Regions from separate parts of the Homo sapiens genome. Here region 1 is linked to region 2. A link is a loop called in an ENCODE intact Hi-C map of the cell type or tissue named here. Cell type or tissue: K562. All regions are shown on one strand. Each heading gives the region's core, and the rest is flanking DNA. Links, peaks and the distances in the headings are about the cores only.

Evidence for each region. A loop is a pair of places that touch in the nucleus more often than their neighbours do. Peaks named below come from ENCODE experiments on the same cell type or tissue, not always from the same donor. Only the 100,000 strongest peaks of a DNase experiment are listed, where the experiment ranks them.
Region 1: a loop joins it to region 2, with 2.0 times the contacts of the local background. A loop is called at or near these places in 4 of 110 quality-filtered maps.

The regions. Positions count from the first base shown.
Region 1 is chr1:204,710,906-204,719,379 of GRCh38, reverse strand. It overlaps LOC105371693 (a long non-coding RNA gene), which reads left to right and starts at 4,330. Exons shown (of 2, transcript XR_922454.3): 1 at 4,330-4,583. LOC105371695 (a long non-coding RNA gene) reads left to right here. Exons shown (of 5, transcript XR_922456.3): 4 at 1,806-1,893; 5 at 2,959-2,990. RefSeq lists enhancers at 3,957-4,594, 6,544-7,511, 7,512-8,474. In K562, for the core only: a CTCF peak has its summit at 4,428 (motif pointing left); DNase peaks (open chromatin) are centred at 4,451, 6,999 and 7,889.
Region 2 is chr1:204,760,486-204,768,959 of GRCh38, reverse strand. No RefSeq gene overlaps it. Among named protein-coding and RNA genes, the nearest start is that of NFASC, 64 kb to the left of the region's middle. In K562, for the core only: a CTCF peak has its summit at 4,961 (motif pointing right); a DNase peak (open chromatin) is centred at 5,039; H3K27me3 peaks cover 772 bases.

The DNA of each region.
Region 1 (8,474 bases), core at 102-8,101, 49 kb after region 2:
ACTCATAATTACCCAAAACTGGTATAATCCAAATATTCTTCAACTGGCAAATAGATAAACAAACTGTGGTGCGTCCAACAGTGCTAGAGTGGAATACTACTCAGCCATAAAAACGAACAACTACTGCTTGACACAACAACATACAGGAATCTTAAATGCGTTTTCCTAAGTGACAGAAGTCAGGCCCAAAAGGTTGAATATTGCATGATTTCTTCTATATGACATTCTGGAAAAGGCATAACTATAGGGACAAAAAATAGATCAGTGGTTGCCAGGGGTTAGTGGTGGGGAGAGAAGCTGACTATAAAGAGTCAGGACAAGGGAATTTTTTAAGTAATTGAATTGTTCTCTATCATGATTGTGGTAGTAAATTCATAACTATGCTTCTCAAGACCTATTGTACCACATACCATAAAAAGTGAATTTTACTGTCTGGAAATGTTTAAAAATTGACCCGAATATTGGGGGAACCCAAAATGGAATACAAACTAAGAAATAAAACTGTAATACAAATAAACCATATAGTTAATATTGAAAGAGATGGAAAAGAAAATAACTAACAGAAGTAACTTTGGAAAACAGTTTCGAGTGTATGCTATAAGACTAAAGATAAGAACTGTATTGAATGTGGCTTTTGTTACACAACAAAAACAAAAAGAACTATACACAAGTACTGTACTGTAGTAAGTAAATTTGCTCCTCACAGAGGTATGGGTTAGCAGTTCTGAAACTACTTTATGTGTGTGCATACTGGGATTGAAAAAACAAGCTAATACAGTCAATTCTCACACACTGCAGTGGCTACATTCTATAAATCACTGTAAAGACTGAATTAGCAAATACTGAAGCATTATTCCAAGGGGAAATATAGAGTTAGGGTCCTGTGAGCCTCTGGTCATACCACTTTCATCAATCAATCAATACATTGCCTTGTTTTGTGTGTGTTTCTGTTTAAAGATACTTTATTCACTATATATTTTTCATTCATTAACATCGAACTCATGGCCAACCAAACGTGCTTTAACTCATGCCTGAATGAAGCTTATCTAACACAGGTATTTTCTTTGTGAGGCTCATAACAGCCTTTTTATGCTCAGGAACATTAGACAGCACTTCAGCACGACGCTTGGGGGCCATTTTAAACAGCAAAATCACCAATAAAAAGCATAAAAATGGGAAAAACGTGACACTAAATAGACTGTGAAAAGGACACTTGTTTAGAATGTGAGAGCTGGAGCAAGAAGGCAGAATGGAGCCTGGTTTTGACCTCAGCTAAGAACAAGCACAGCGGGCTAAAGTTTTTGAAGCTCTGGGCATGTCAACGAATGACTGGCAAAAGACCACAAGTACTGGTTTTGGAGTTATAAATTACAGGTAGTAGGAGAATTTGCAAATACAGAATCCGTGAATAGCAAGGATCAACTTTATGTGGTAGACAACGAGAGCCAGATGAGGGGAATGAGACAGGAACTCAACCGTCTCTCAAGGCCAGTCACAATTGCTGAATGCACCGACTTTCTGGAGTTAAAACTCATTGCATGCAAGCAAGCTGGAAGGTCCCTCAGACACCTAGCGTTCACCACTCCTTTTACAAAGACCACTGAGGCCTAGGGAGGGATACGTGACTTGCCCAGGTCACACATGAAATAGGCCTCTGTCTTCCTTTCCTGTAGTGGCCCTGGGGTGCCTTGGTTCACCTCTTAAGGATCTGAGGTCCTGAAGGCTGGGAATTTTGTAGGGAGGAGTTAACATATTTGAAACCCAGGCCTCAGTTTACCCAAATGAGTCTCTCTCCTATACCACAGATCTGCCTGAAAGAACTTCTAGATAGCGAGTGGAGTGCCAAGGCTCGGTCTTAGACCACCTCTGTTTCTACCAGTACTCACTCCCTAGGTAATCTTATCCATTCTCATTACTTTAAGTACCATCTTTTGTTTGTTTGTTTGTTTGTTTTTTGAGACAGAGTTTTGCTCCTGTTGCCCAGGCTGGAGTGCAGTGGCGCGATCTTGGCTCACTGCAACCTCCACCTTCTGGTTTCAAGACATTCTCCTGCCTCAGCCTCCCGACTTTAAGTACCATCTGTATGCAAATTTACATCTCCAGCCCAGACATCTTCTTCTGGGTCCCAGACTCCAATTTCCAACTGCCTTCTTGGCATTGCCATGTGGATACCCAATAGGCACCTCAAACCTAACATCTCCAAAGCAGAACTTTGATACCCTCCCTCAACCTGCTGCTCCCATCCCCATTCTTTCCCATCTTAGTAAATGGCAGCTGGAATTGCTAAGGCTAAACCTGGAGCATCATTCTTGAATCCTTTCTTTCTCTCATATCATACATACAATTCAGCAGCCAATCCTGTTGGCTTGGAGGACTTCTTACCACCTTCATTGCTACCACCTAGGCCCTCTGACTACTATGTTTGCAAATCTCCTGAACTTTGTTCCCTGTTTCCAGGTTTGCCCCACACAGTCTGCCAAATAGCAATTAGAATTGTCCTTGTAAAATGTCAGGTCATATCACTCCTCTGTTCAAAACCCTCCAATGACCTCAGAGCAAAATCCAAGGACCACAGATGACTCCCAAGGCCCTCATGAGCTCTGATCTCTCCTCCCACCCTAACCTGATTCACCTCACTCCAGCCATAAAACTCTTGGCTGTTCCTGAACACCTGGGCAGTTTCAGCTGGGCCTGTGCTCTTGGGGACCCACTGTCTGGGAAGCTCTTTTACCAGAGAGCAGGTCTGTGGCTCTTCAACACTTCCCCATGGTCCCAGACAAGCAGGAGGACATCTGGGTTAGAAACCTTAACTTGCCAGGTGGAGTCAGGCCTAGACCTCCAGCCTTACATTTTACTGAGATCTGCTCTAATGTCCCTTTATCAGAGAGCCCTGCTAAACTGCACCATCCCCATCACTTGGTATCTCCTTCATCCTGGTTTCTGTCTTTTTTTTTTCAGATGGAGTCTCGCTCTGTCGCCCAGGCTGGAGTGCAGTGGTGCGATCTCGGCTCACTACAAGCTCCGCCTCCTGGGTTCCCACTATTCTCCTGCCTCAGCCTCCCAAGTAGCTGGGACTACAGGTGTCTGCCACCACGCCCAGCTAATTTTTTGTATTTTTAGTAGAGATGGGGTTTCACCGTGTCAGCCAGGATGGTCTCGGTCTCCTGACCTTGTGATCCGCCTGCCTCGGCCTCCCAAAGTGCTGGGATTACGGGCATGAGCCACAGCGCTCAGCCCTAATTTTTGTATTTTTAGTAGAAAAGGGGTTTCACTATGTTGGCCATGCTGGTCTTGAATTCCTGAACTCAGGTGATCCGCCCACCTTGACCTCCCAAAATGCTGGGATTACAGGCATGAGCCACCGCACCTGGTTTCTTAACATTCTTTGCCACCTCCTCTGCTATATCTATTTACTTTGTATCCACCAGATCGAAAGCTCAGGTCTAATTCCCTGTACCTAGAATATTGCCTGTAGTGTAGTAGGCACTTAAGGTTTTGTTGAGTGAGAGAATGAATAAACAAACAGAAGGATTTGCTTTTCAAACCAGAGCCTCCCTGCCTCCTGCTCTGCCTGCTAAGGATCAGGAGGAGACAGCAGCTAAGGAAGGCAGTCCTGAATTTTCCCTAGGGATAGGGAGTAAGTGGGGGGATCCCTGAGAAACGCTGGAAGCACCCACTCTGCTGCCAAGGCTGCGAGGAAAACAGGCCAGAGTATCCTAACAGCCTCCACTCAGAAGGGGCCTGGAAACTTTTAACCAGACAAAATAACAAATGCAGTGGTTTAGGGCTTGGTGGGGCTTCCCACCCGTCCCACCCCTGTCCCACACACCTAGGCCCACATTGAATGCCCTCAGCACCTCCGGCTGCACAGGGGCCTGTTTTCCCTGACTCTGCTGCTGTTCACAGAACCAACTTCCTCCCACCCCACACAGACGCTCCCTTCCCAGAGCTCATTGGGAACCTTCTGATTTGCATCTCCAAAGAAATAAAATAAATTCCACTAAATGCTGTTTGTTTTTCCTTCTGTTTGCCCTGAGGCGGGCCTGTTGTGGCTCCTGGGATCCAGAGTGGGTAATCTAGGCGATTTGTGGTTCAGGGAGCCGGGGACCTTAGAGGCCTTTACAATAAAAAGAGGGGAGACTGCAACTCCCATTTGAAAGGAGATGGGGAGAGAGGCGGAAAAAGGAAAGAGGAACTGACAACAAAACCTGCCTGACACAATTATAGCCACATTTGCATAACAGAGACCGAGAATCACTTAGAAGGAGTGATAATTAGATTCTCTGGTGATTAGGGACAGTTTCCAAACGTGGGGAGAGGAGATGGAAATCCAACCTTGAAGTGGAAAAAGAATGTACGGAATTGAGGCTCACTGTTGGGAGGTGGGAAAGAGGGCTCACAGACTGAGAGCTAATTGGCTCAAGGCCGACACCTCCTGGCAAGCCAACGTTTCCAGCTCAGATCTGCCTGTCTGGACTAGTGGGGGAAAGCACTGAAGACCCACAGATCTACGTCGGGGGCATCCAGGCTCTTTCCCAGGCCAGCTGTGTGACCTTGTACACCTGTAATCTCCCTGAAGCCAGGTAACTCACATTCCAAATAGGGTTTAGAGGGCTGCTTGTTGCTTAAACGAGATACTGCTGGAAGAGGGTGTGGAGGACAAGCACACGGCCAGTGGGCTCATCTGAAAGACACCCTCCCCAACTCCCTTCCCAATGGGCATCTTACAACAACTGTGTTGCTTCTGGTAGTGCTCCATAGTGCGGGGTGGACCCCCTTTATAAGGAGGTAGCCTGTGAATTAGGAAGGCAGTAACCCCAGGGTGGGAAAGAAGCTGCCAGCCTTGTGGCTGGGGCATGTGTGAATATGGAGGCCTAGGAGTGTTAGGAAACGTGGTCTTAGATCAGCTCTTTCTCTCTCTCTCTCTCTTTCTCTCGAGCCCCAGTTCTCACTTTCTCCGCTCAAGAAAGCATGACATCATAGGGGTCACCTTGAATGTAATATTCATGCATATATAAAAACCATTTGCAAATGTGGATCCCTTATTATTAGTAACAGATAATTTGTATCATACCTCCTACTGCCTGGGCTATGAGCTTCTGGATGACAGGGACAAGATTTTTTATTTTTATTGTCATTTTAAATTTCTGGCACTTGGCACATAGTGGGTGATCAGGAAATGTTTAATAAATGTCCAACCATTTTTGACACTTCCTTTTTTCTCCAGTGTAGTGGGATTGGCCAATGGCAGGAGACTCTTTCAAACCAGACATCTTAACTTAGGTCTATATGGCCTTCATGACAGCAAAGAATTAAGGGACTTGTGGGGACTCATAATCCTCCCTACATGACTTCTGGGCAAGGTCAGGATGTTGGAACCAATGCTCTGGGTTTCCAAGAAAAGAGTGAATTGCAAGGGGCTTCTTTAAAGCAGAACAGATTCATGTCATCCTCACCTCTCATCTGGACTCCAACGTTAGAACCTAATTGCTGTGATTAGAGAGGAATGAGTCAACATTTATCCTTCTTTTAAAGGGGTGTGTGTGTGTGTGTGTTTCATTTAAGTTGTGGCTATGGACGTATTCTTGCAAGTCAAGTATTAGCTGAAGCTAAGAGTTTGTGTTCAGCTGGTTTCCATGGTAACCTGTTAGCTTCCATTGCCTTCCTCTCTCCCCTCCTCTGTTACGGGGATACTCCTTTCCTAAAGGCCAAGATTAGTAAAAGAGAGAAACGGACATCATCCGCACCAAGCTCAACTGCTCCCAGACAGCACAGCTGAGGTGTGGCTATAAACCCAGTGTGTCTGTCAGTGTGTGGTGGGGCTCAAGAGCTGGTGGATAACATGCTCCCTGCTCCAAGGTCGCTCCCACCCAGATTCCTGTTCAGCCCCTACCCCACCCTGATGGCCAAGGCTGGTGCTGTAGGCACACCTGTGCCCAGGGACTTAATTATATGCTTGGGATTTTGTTCTTTCCAAGACCAGGTATTAATTTTTAAAATAGAAGGACAGCAAAGAGTTAGCAAGGAGACAGGAGAGGCGAAGAGAGGGAGAACGACAGAGACAGAGAGTCAGAAAAGGAGAACAACAACCTTTAAATTTTTTGCTGTTTTGAGCAAACAACAGTCCCCAGAGATTACAGGTAGAAGCAGAAGTCAGAAAACTAGGACTCAGGCTCAGAATAAATGTAGGCATAGCCTAAACATTTCCCAATTTGCAACTCACTCATTTGATGACACAAGTTATATAAGCCCATAAAACCACCTTTCTGTGGCAATACACATATAAAGGTCCCCACCCTTCACTCTCAATATTTCTATTACACTCAGTTACCTTCTTAGAGCAAGAGGACACATGGAAAGAATCATAGACTCAGGCTCTGTTTAACCTAGACAACTACATGCCAGACACTGCTTGAAGCCCATCACATGTATTCGTTAACTGATTTCATCCCTACAAAAACCTTTTGATGTGGGTGCTATGAAGAACCACCATTTTGCAGAGATGGAAATGGAAGTGCAAAGAGGTTAAGTAAATTGTTCAAAGTCACACAGCAAGCTGGTGGCAGATCCAGGATGCAAAGACTCCAGGGTTTGTGTTTGTAACCTCTACATCAATGTGGCTGAAAGAGAACTCAGCGAGCATCTCATCCAACCATCTCACTTCCTCAGAGGAACCAAAATCCCAGAGTTCGTGACTTACCCAAGGTCATACAGCTTGTGAGCAGCAGATGCCCTGGGCAAGTGCCCAGATAATTAAGCCGCAGCTGCTTCCACCCCTTCTGGAAAAAGTCAACAAGGGCAAAGTCCTTGCCTCCAACCCCATCTGCCTCCCCGTCCCCGGGGTTCACAGCCCTGGCTTCCTGCCGTTTGAGGTGCCCCTTCCCAGATGGCCCATCAGCCTGTCTAAGTCTCACCTCCCTGGGTGAAGGGGAGGGGGCTCTGCCCAGCAGTCCTGCTAAGAGTGACAGCACCGCCCACAACCCTGTCATCTCTGCCTCGCTCGTCCCTGTCAGCCGCCTCCCAGCTCCCAGCTGTCTGTCAGCAGCTGCTCAGGGATATAAATAACCAGCCGTTGGCAGAAGCGCCCTGGCAGAGAGGGGCGGGGGCACGGAGGAGGCAGAGGGGCTGCTGACAGGCAGTGAAGAAACTCGAGGGTCCTCCTTCCGGAGCAGACGTTCCAAGCGGATCCTCAGAGGAGCACGTTGAGACCTGGAGCGGGAAAGGGAGTGAGATTTAGCAGGAAGCAGCTGAGTAGAGGGATGGAGGCCGGTGGGCCAGCCCTAGCACTGTGTCCGAGGCCTTCCACCTATCGGGTGCCACAGACTTAGGCACTGTGTAACCTAGACAGCTACATGCCAGGCACTGCTCAAATCCCATCACATGTAATCCCATCACATTAACTCATTTCATCCCTACAAAAACCCTCGGATGTGGGTGCTGTGAAGAGCCATCGTTTTACAGAGATGGAAACGGAAGCACAGAGAGGTTAAGCAAATTGCCCAAGGTCACAGAGCAAGCTAGTGGCAGAGCCAGGACTCCAGTCCTCCCCTCCATCCCGATTCTTGAGGGAGTATATGGGGGACTGTCCTCCCTATAATGTTTGTGGGGTATAGGGATGTTTGTGGGGTATAGGGATGATAATTCTGTAGGGAGCAGGCGATCCTGGAGAGGAGAGGGTCCCCAAGGCCTGATGTAAGCACAGAGTGGGGGTGGATAGAAGGAAAAGGAGAGTTTGGGCAGAATTGGAAGGACAAGAGAATAATTTAAAATTCAGCTAACATTTATCAAGCCTGTAGCAGATGTTGAGTGCTTCCGCACACATCACCTCATTTCATCATCTCTATAATCCCAGGGTGGGCAGTATCGCTGTTTTACAGATAAGGACGCTGAGGAGTGATAAGGAGAATCAAGAAACAGCAGCGCTGGAAGAGACTTTCGAGATCATTAGGTTCTGTCCCCACATTCTGCTGAGAAGACACAAAGAAGTTAGTGACATGGCCAAAGACACACAGCCTGCGGTGCAGGGCTGGACACGGCTCCACTGCACTCTGCAGCCACCTTGGCCTGCTCCGCCTCTTGGTGTGTGGCTGACAGCTGCTGGATTGATCCGGCCAGTCACCTTAGGAAAGTCACTGAATGCCCCAGAGCGTAGGTAAAGTTAGGAGAGGGGCTAACGGGATCTATGTTATGGCTCAGCAAAGGCTGCCCTTCTAGCAGCTCTTGGAATAGAGTGACGGATCTCACACTGTGGTTTGCATCAGTAACACCTGGAAGGCTATGAAAACGGAGCATTGAGTCGCACCCCAGAGTTTCTGAATCAGTGGGTGTATTGTTTATCTTTTTAACTTTCTATATGTATTACGATGTGTTGATGTTTAAACATCTTTCTGGCTGGAGACAGACTGCCCCTCCCTGGGCTAGCCATATTCTTAGAGACAGTGATGGGCTCAGTGGGAGCAGGCCTTTTATATGCA
Region 2 (8,474 bases), core at 388-8,387:
TCAGGAGGCTGAAGTGGGAGGATAACTTGAGCCTGGGAAACAGAGGTTGCAGTGAACTGACATCTCACCACTGCACTCCAGCCTGGGAGACAGAGTGAGAGCCCATCTCAAAAAGAAAGAAAGAAAGGAAGGAAAGGAAAGAAAGAAGGAAAGAAAGAAAGAAAGAAAGAAAGAAAGAAAGAAAGAAAGAAAGAGAAAGAAACATAGAAAGGAAAGAAAGAAAGAAAGAAAGGAAAGAAAGGAAGGAAAGAAAGAAAGAAAGAAAGGAAGGAAGGAAGGAAGGAAGGAAGGAAGGAAGAAAGAAAGAAAGAAAGAAAGAAAGAAAGAAAGAAAGAAAGAAAGGAAGGAAGAAAGGAAGAAAGAAAGACCGGCCAGTAGGAGCGGAGTCCATCTGATATAAAGGGCAAAGGAGGCAGTTGTCTGAGTACTTAATGCCAAGGCGGGTAAACTACTTCAGCGGATGCTGGAAGAATTCAGGAGAGGGGTGAACCCCACCCCCTTATCCCCCATCCTCTCTACGCCAGGCTGTGAGCAGTAGTAGTGAGTAAGGTCTTCAAGGAAGCTAATGACCGAATTCTATTCTTACTCAGTGTGTATGACTCCAATCATCACAGCACAAGCAGTTTGATTATGGGAGCTAAATAAATATCAGGGACACAAATATCCTCGGGGGAAGGGTTGAGGGGAGGAGAGAAGCATGGAGAGAGAGGGTACCCTACCCACCGGCTTAAAGCAGGCAGGAAAGAAGAAGAGGCTTTCTTGGCGGGAGATGGAAAGGAAAATGGAAGAAGCTTTTGAATCCTGCTCTGCATAGGAGGGCATGGGAGCTCAGACGCTGTCAAAGCAAGAAGGAGGGTCCACTGACTCTTTATGCTAGAACGCCTTGAGTTGAGCAATTAACATGATGCCTGGACCCCAAGGCAGCTGAAGGCCAGGGGATTCTGGGACTCTGTCCTGGTCCTGGTGATGATGTTGATGTTAATGATGATGGTGATGATAGCAAACACTTTCACAGTGCTTACCGTTTGCCAGGTACTTTTCAAAGCACTTTATATACAATAACTCATTTAATCTTCATAACAACCTTACAAGTTAGATAAACAGAGGTGCAGACTGAGTAAGAAATTTCCCCAAGTTCACACAATCAATAAGTGGTGGGTTTCAAACCTTGGCAGACTGGCTCAATTGCCCATGCTTTTAACCACAGAGCTGTGCTGTGTTTATATATGGAGAAATATATATCAATATGTAATGATAATAATAATAACCACTACAACTGCTATGGAGTGCTTGCTCTATGCCAGACACGGTACTAAGCATTTTAGGTACGTGCATGATCACTCTTAACTGTTGGGACAACTCAATGAGGAAAGTAGCAATATTACTCCAACTTTGAAAATGAGACAAGACAGAATCTTAATGGTTGAACAACTTAGGGAAGGTCACCCAGTTAATAAGTGGCAATACTGGGCACCAACTTTTGTGTCTAGAATACATAAGCCCATCAGGGAAGAAGGGTATGGGAGACCTATTCGTGGGCCAGGGAAAGAGCTTATTTGACCTGTGAAGGGAAGATCCCCCTCTAAATTTAAGCACATACCCATGACCATGTAAGGCTAAATAACCCTTCCCCTGTTACTTTTGGGAGAGAATGAAGACACTGAGGATGACTTCATTTCCCAAAATTATTTTCTTCTGCTAACAACAGTTTTGAGATAAGCAGTACTATAGAGCAGGGATCTGCAAACGGGGCCAAATCCCATTCATACCTGTTTTGTTTGTTTGTTTTTGTGTTTGTTTGTTTGTTTGAGACAATGCCCCACCCTGTCAATCAGGCTGGAGTGCAGTGGTACAATCATGGCTCACTACAACCTCGACCTCCTGGGTTCAAGTAATTCTCCCACCTCAGCCTCCTGAGTAGCTGGGACTACAGTTTCACACAACCACATCTGGCTAATTTTTGCTTTTTTGTTTTGTTTTGTTTTGCTTTGTTTATTTTTGTTTCTTTATTTATTTTTTTTTTGTAATGACAGCATTTCACCATGTTGCTCAGGCTGGTTTCAAACTCCTGAGTTCAAGCCATCCACCTGCCTCAGCCTCCTGAGTAGCTGGAACTACAGGCATGAGCCACTGCGCCGGACCGCATACCTGTTTTTGTAAATAGAGCTTTATTGGAACACAGCCATGCCCATTCATTGATACGTTGTCTGTGGCTGCTTTCATACCATAATGGTAGGGCTGAGTAGTTGCAATGGAGACCATGTTCCACATGCCTATAAGAAAAAGTGTGCTGATCCTGCATAGAGATAAAAAGTGAATGGGTCTGCTCATGGATTGGACGTGAGAAGAGCAGCAAAAGAAGGAATCCAGAGTGACTTGTAGGGTTTGGGGACACTCAACAATTCATCTCTCTTTCACAGAGCCCCCACCTCTGTATGTGTCAAGCATTGTACTGCTACATGCTGAGGATCCAGACATACAGAGCACAGCCTTGTGGGAGAAGCACACACAAACACAGTGACAGATGAAATAAAGCTTGAGTGAGCCTGGAAAGGCGAGCTGAGTACAGCATCCATAAATGATGAAGACAGCACTGAGTCCATTTTTATTTATTATCTGGGATACTGAAGTCAACGTGCTATGGTCTTCCCTCCTCTCCTCCCGAAGATCATAAACAATTGAGTGACCTGATAAGTCATGCCATATTATTAGCAGATGCCATATTGTTCATTCATCAATTTTGAGAGCCCTCTAAGTGCCAGGCACTGGGCTAGGTATTGAAGATAACACAGACATGGTCCCTGCCCTCATGGCACTTTCTTGATTGTAACAGAAAGGCAAGAGAAAGCGAAGAGTGGAGAAAAGGGACAAAGTTTGAGAAAGATGAGACAGTGCATGTCAGATGGCTTCTCTTGTTCCAGGAGAGTAAGCAGTGAAGGAACAGAGGTGAGAAGCTTGGAGTGAGAAGAAAAGGTATCAAATAGTCATCTCCTACAGTGCTAAACTTTTCCCCAGAAAACAAACATAATGCAATTACCAGGCAGTATTGGATGCCAATCTGAGGGCTGTGGTCAAGAATTTACAGTAAAAGCAGGTTCCCTGGTAAAGTTTTCTTCCAACCTCATTGCACTACTCAGTTGTAGGCACCAAGATGGCCATGCAGGTCCAGAGGGATGCAGCCTCACAGCAGGCAAAGCCATCAGGAGTCCAGAGTGTGAAGTCTATTACCAAGCATAAGCATTTGTTAATTGGAGGAAGGTCGTGGGTCATGATATTGGAAATATTGATTAAGTCCAGGTCTGCTGAGTAAAAAACCCTGTTTCCTTGCGGAAATCTTAAACTCTTATCTTTTGCTGACAGGCTCTAATGATTCTAGTGCAGCTAGGACACTTTAGTTCAAAGAGATGATTAGCGTTGTCAGTTAGGGCTGGATGCATTGATTTTCTAATTAGACTTTGGGGTTGCCGTGGCCTCTTCCCTCGTTAGGCTCTGTAAGCACAGGCTGCCATCTACATATGCAAAAAATATTGCCTACCTTAAACATTGCCTTGAAAATTATAAATGGGCATTTGCTAATTTCTTGATGTCAGACCGTGACCTTTTTGTTAGTATAGATGCACTTTCCTTCCCCTCATCTTTCTTTCATAAACTGTACCCATAATACATCAGCTGAGATTCATTTTTATTCTACCCAGCAACTTGAAAACGCTTGTGTAGGGAGGGATAGCATTAGGAGATACACCTAATGTAAATGACGAGTTAATGGGTGCAGCACACCAACATGGCACATGTATACATATGTAACAAACCTGCACGTTGTGCACATGTACCCTAGAACTTAAAGTATTATATATATATAAAAGAAAGAAAACACTTGTGTAGCAACCTGAATGCAGAGTCCTTGGGATTTTTATAATTCCCCTCCCCCACTGCTACTCCCACTAATCTTTTACAGACAATTCAACCACACCTCAATAGAAAACGTTTTACTCTTTTTTTTTAAAGATAAATTGCCTGTAGAGGCTCTTTCCAAAGTATTCAGACTAATTTTATAGACCCAATTCTTGTCAGTAATTATTTAATTGTATATTTTTAAATAACTAAAAGAGTATAACTGGATTGCCTGTGATATAAAGGATAAATGCTTGAGGGGATGGATACCCAATTTTATGTGATGCGATTATTCCACATTGCATGCCTGTATCGAAACATCTCACGTACCCCATAAATATATACACCTACTATGTAGCCACAAAAATTAAAATAAAAAAATTTTAAAGAAACAATTCTTTTTACTTGTATTTCATCAAGTTATATAGTATTTAATTAAAAATATGTGATTACAAAAGAGTACAACTGGCACAAACAGAGATCAGACTAAACGCAGCTGGCTCCTGGAACCACAGGCAATGTGAGAGGTGTGAGAAGGCACACCGCCAGCCCCCATGGGCATCAGCTATGTGACTTCTCAGAGGGGCTGCAGAACTGGGTGGGGTAAGGGACCTTCTGCTAAACTCCCTCGGAGCAGGAGAGCCTGAGCTGTGTCAGACAGAGGCCACACTGCCAGTTGACTCTACGGTGGGATTTGAGCAGCACATAGGACTCCTGCCCCAATGCCACCCACACTCATGCCTAAATGTCAACATAATGGGGTCCTTTCTTTAGGCTTGAAATTGCCTCTTTTTCGTGGTCATCTGTCAGATTACAGGTCAGCCTTGGGTCGGTGAGGGACTCATTAAGTCTCCAGCGTATAGGAAAAGTTGATCCTATTAGCTCCTTTCTCATGGAGAATGCTGGCAGTGCGAGATGTCTAGAAACACAGGCTTTTCTAAATTACTGGGTTTTGTCCAGGTGCGCCCGTTTAGAGGCTGGTTTAGGTGTGAAGCTGCCCAAGCTGCCCTGCTGCAGGCTGAGCCGGCTTCCTAGTTTTGGAGCCTAGTGCTCTGCGCCCACCGCTGGAGGGCGCCAGGCCCAGGAAGAAGGACTTCCTGCCGCCCTGGCAGCCACTGCTCAGCGGGAGGGGCGAGAGCGGAGAGCGTGGGCAGTGGCATTTAGGTGGATGAGTAAGAGCTAACCCAGCCCCCGTTGTTCTTGACCTTGGCTGCAGCTGCTGCCAGAACTGGAGACCAAGCTGACCGTGCTATGCATGACCCAGCACCCTAGCATTAATTAAGGGGGTTGGTGACATTGGAACTCAGGGTAAACAGAGGGAGGCAGATTTCTAGCTCTGGTTTCCAGGATTCTGAAAATGAGAATCTGCTGAGAGAGTGGGGGCAGTGGGCCTGGGCGTTGCTTCTTCCTGCACAGGAACATCAGCCCTCTGGCTTCTGCATCTTGGAGAACTCCAGCTTTTGGGGAGGAAATTGAGATGTCCAGGTTCCATGGAGCCATGGAGGGAGTAGAACAGATGTAATTCTAGGAGCCAGGACATTTGGAAGGTGGGAGCATCTAGGGATTAAGAACATTAGCTTTGTAGTCAGTCAGTCTGCCTTAGAATCACAGCCTTACACATTAGTGCCTGAATAACCTTGGGCTACTTATACCTGTTATACATTGCCTCAGTTTCCTCATCAGTAAAATGGGGGATTCCATACCTACCATAGTGGGTGGTTAGGAGAATAAAATGACATAAAAGCACTCAGCACACTGTGGGCATATTGGAAGTTTCCCACAAATGCTAGCTTCTCAGAGCATCAGGAGAGAGATACTGTGGTTTGGAGAGATGGGGTATAGAGGTCAGTGGTTAGACTGCCTGACTCAGGACCCTCCCCACCACTGCCTGTGCCTCAATAAAGGACTAGAAGTCAAATTGCTTAACCTCTCCAGGCTTTAGTTTCCCTTTCCATACCAGAAGAAGCCACCTTCTAGTAAGAAAGCAATAGATCTCGACAGCAATACCAATTTGTAATCTGGGGGCTTTGGAGCATTAGCATTAACTAAATAGAGGCCTTACTGAGACAACATCAGAGCCACCTGGCATGTGGAAATTTCTGTATTAGATCACAGGATCCTCCAGTGACAACCCAACCCAACATAATTTTCCACCGTTGTCTTTAAAGTCCTAGAGGCTTGAGGGTGAAGTTTGTAAGTCTCCTTTCTGATTCTACCTCTGGCCTGCTTCATCTCAGGCTTCCCAAGGTCCAATCCCTATATTATGGTTTTTACATTTTTCTGCAAACTTTTAAAATACATTTTTCTTTAAAAGGTGCAGCCTATTCTCCTCCCCTTGAATGTGAGCCAGACTTCTCTCTAAAGAATAGAATGTGGTGGAAGTGAAGCCATGTGACTTCTGAGGCTAGATCATAAAAAGGATAGCCTCTGCCTGAATCTCTTTCTCCTGGGTCTCTCACCCTGGGGGAAGCCAGTGACCATGTCATGAGGACACTCAAGCATCCTCCGAAGAGGTCCATGAGGAGAGGAACTGGGTCTCCTTGCCAACAGCCAGCACCATCACGCCCATTATATAAGTAAGCCACCTTGGAAGTGGCTCCTCCAGCCCCAATCAAGCCTTCAGATGACTGCAGCCCAGCCTACACCTGGAGTGCAATCTCCTGAGACACTACAAGCCTGAACTGCCCTGCCAAGCCTCTCCTAGATTCCTGACCCCCACACACTGTGTTTATTTATTTTTTATTATGTATGTTCCTTATTTTTATCTTAAGCTACTCAATTTGGGGGTAAATAGATATGCGGCAATAGACAATGAATACACTCCATCTCCTTGATGTATCTCCATCTCCCTGAACTTAAATGTAGCTTGGATACCCTGCTTGCATCATCCTGGCTAGTCTGTCTGCTGTCCTGGGTGAAGGCAGCAGGGGATGCCAGGTCAGGAGCAGTGCTCTGAGGACAAAGAATTTCAGCTCCTGGAGAAAAGTTGACCCGACCTTTTATCCTACAAAGGGCTCAGCAGAGAAGCTGCCAGTGTTGTCAGTAAGTGATTGCTACTTCTCAAAGAATGGGGAGGGTCCTAGGACCCTGAGCATAAAAGTAGAGCATCAAATGTAGGCCTGGTTTCCAGAGGGTCTCCAACTGGATGACCACTCTGCCATCAACCACAGCTAGGATGAATGCGGGCATACCTGGCCCATTCCACCCCCATGCTTAGCAAACTTGTGCAGAATACAGGTGTTTTCTGTAAACATAACCAGTAAGCTGAGTGCTCAGAGTCCTAACCACATGCATTAACCCCTCTTTTTCCTCTCCTCTAGATGCTGGTGTTCTCCAAGCTTCTGTCTTCATTGGGAGTGAGGGAAGTGCAAGAGAGAATATTCCTGAAAAGTAGCACCTTTCATTTTTTAAAGTAATATATTGCATGTCAATATTAAGACTGATGAAAATCTGTTAAAAGATTTCACAATTGTTGTAAGAGGAAAAAAAAGCAGCAGCAGTACTGTAAGATGTGGGGAGACAGTTTTCAAAGGATGGCACCTTTTTCACATACTTGCCCTTCACCAATCAGAAATTGAATCCCTGCCCCTAGGCAGGCACTCTGTGATGTTAGAACCTGAATACACCTCTTTCCTCATCTCTCTTCTCACTCCTGCCTGTGATACTTAAGGGATCTTCAACTCCCCCATTGCTCCAAATACTACCTGTATTCTGATGACTTGCCAGAAAATAGCTCCAAGCTCAGTTCCCTACTGAGGTTGAGATCCCTCGCATCTCTGATATGGCAGACAAGGCTAGCCACAATTTTGTCTGAGCCTCATCTCCTGCGACCTCACCCTAAACCCCTAAGGTGGAGCCCAACTATTAGAGCTTATCTATTATTTCCTGTGGCAGTGACTGCAAATTGCCAATCAAAATCCATCTCCATTCTTTCTTTCTAAGAGAATCTAGCTAAAAGACCATGATTCCAAGCCTTTGTGAAACAGGAGGCCATGCAATTAAGTTCTGGCAGTGATGTCTAAACAGAAGTGAAATGTGAGACTTCTGAAAAGCTGTTTAAAGGAAACTGACTCAGCTGAAGGGAGGGGCCTTTGTCCTTCTCTCCCTTTCTTATTTCTGCTGCCCAGAACTGGGATGTGTTGGCTGGAGCTCCTGCAGCCATTCTGGACCGTGAGATGACCTTGAGAATGAAAGCCATGTGCTAAGGATGTGGAGCAGAAAAGCGGAATATTAAAATATATATGGCACCATTTTGCACCAGGTTCTGTTCAAAACGCATTTCCTTTATTAAATCATTTAATCCTCAGAGCAGTCCTCAAAGATAGATACTTTTATTATCCTCATTTTACAGATGAGGAAGCAGAGAGGAAAGGTAACTTCCTCAAAATCTCATGGCCTGAGAAAGGACTAAAACTCAGGCCAGTGTGACTCTGGAGTCCGTGCTCTAAGCAGTCATCTTGCATTGCCTGGGTTCCTCATGACTCAGGAACTACCTACCACACCAGCCCCGGGCTGCCTAGCTCTGCACTTCTCTTGTGTATGAAAGAAATAAACCTCTAGCTTACTTAAGTCACTGCTATTTT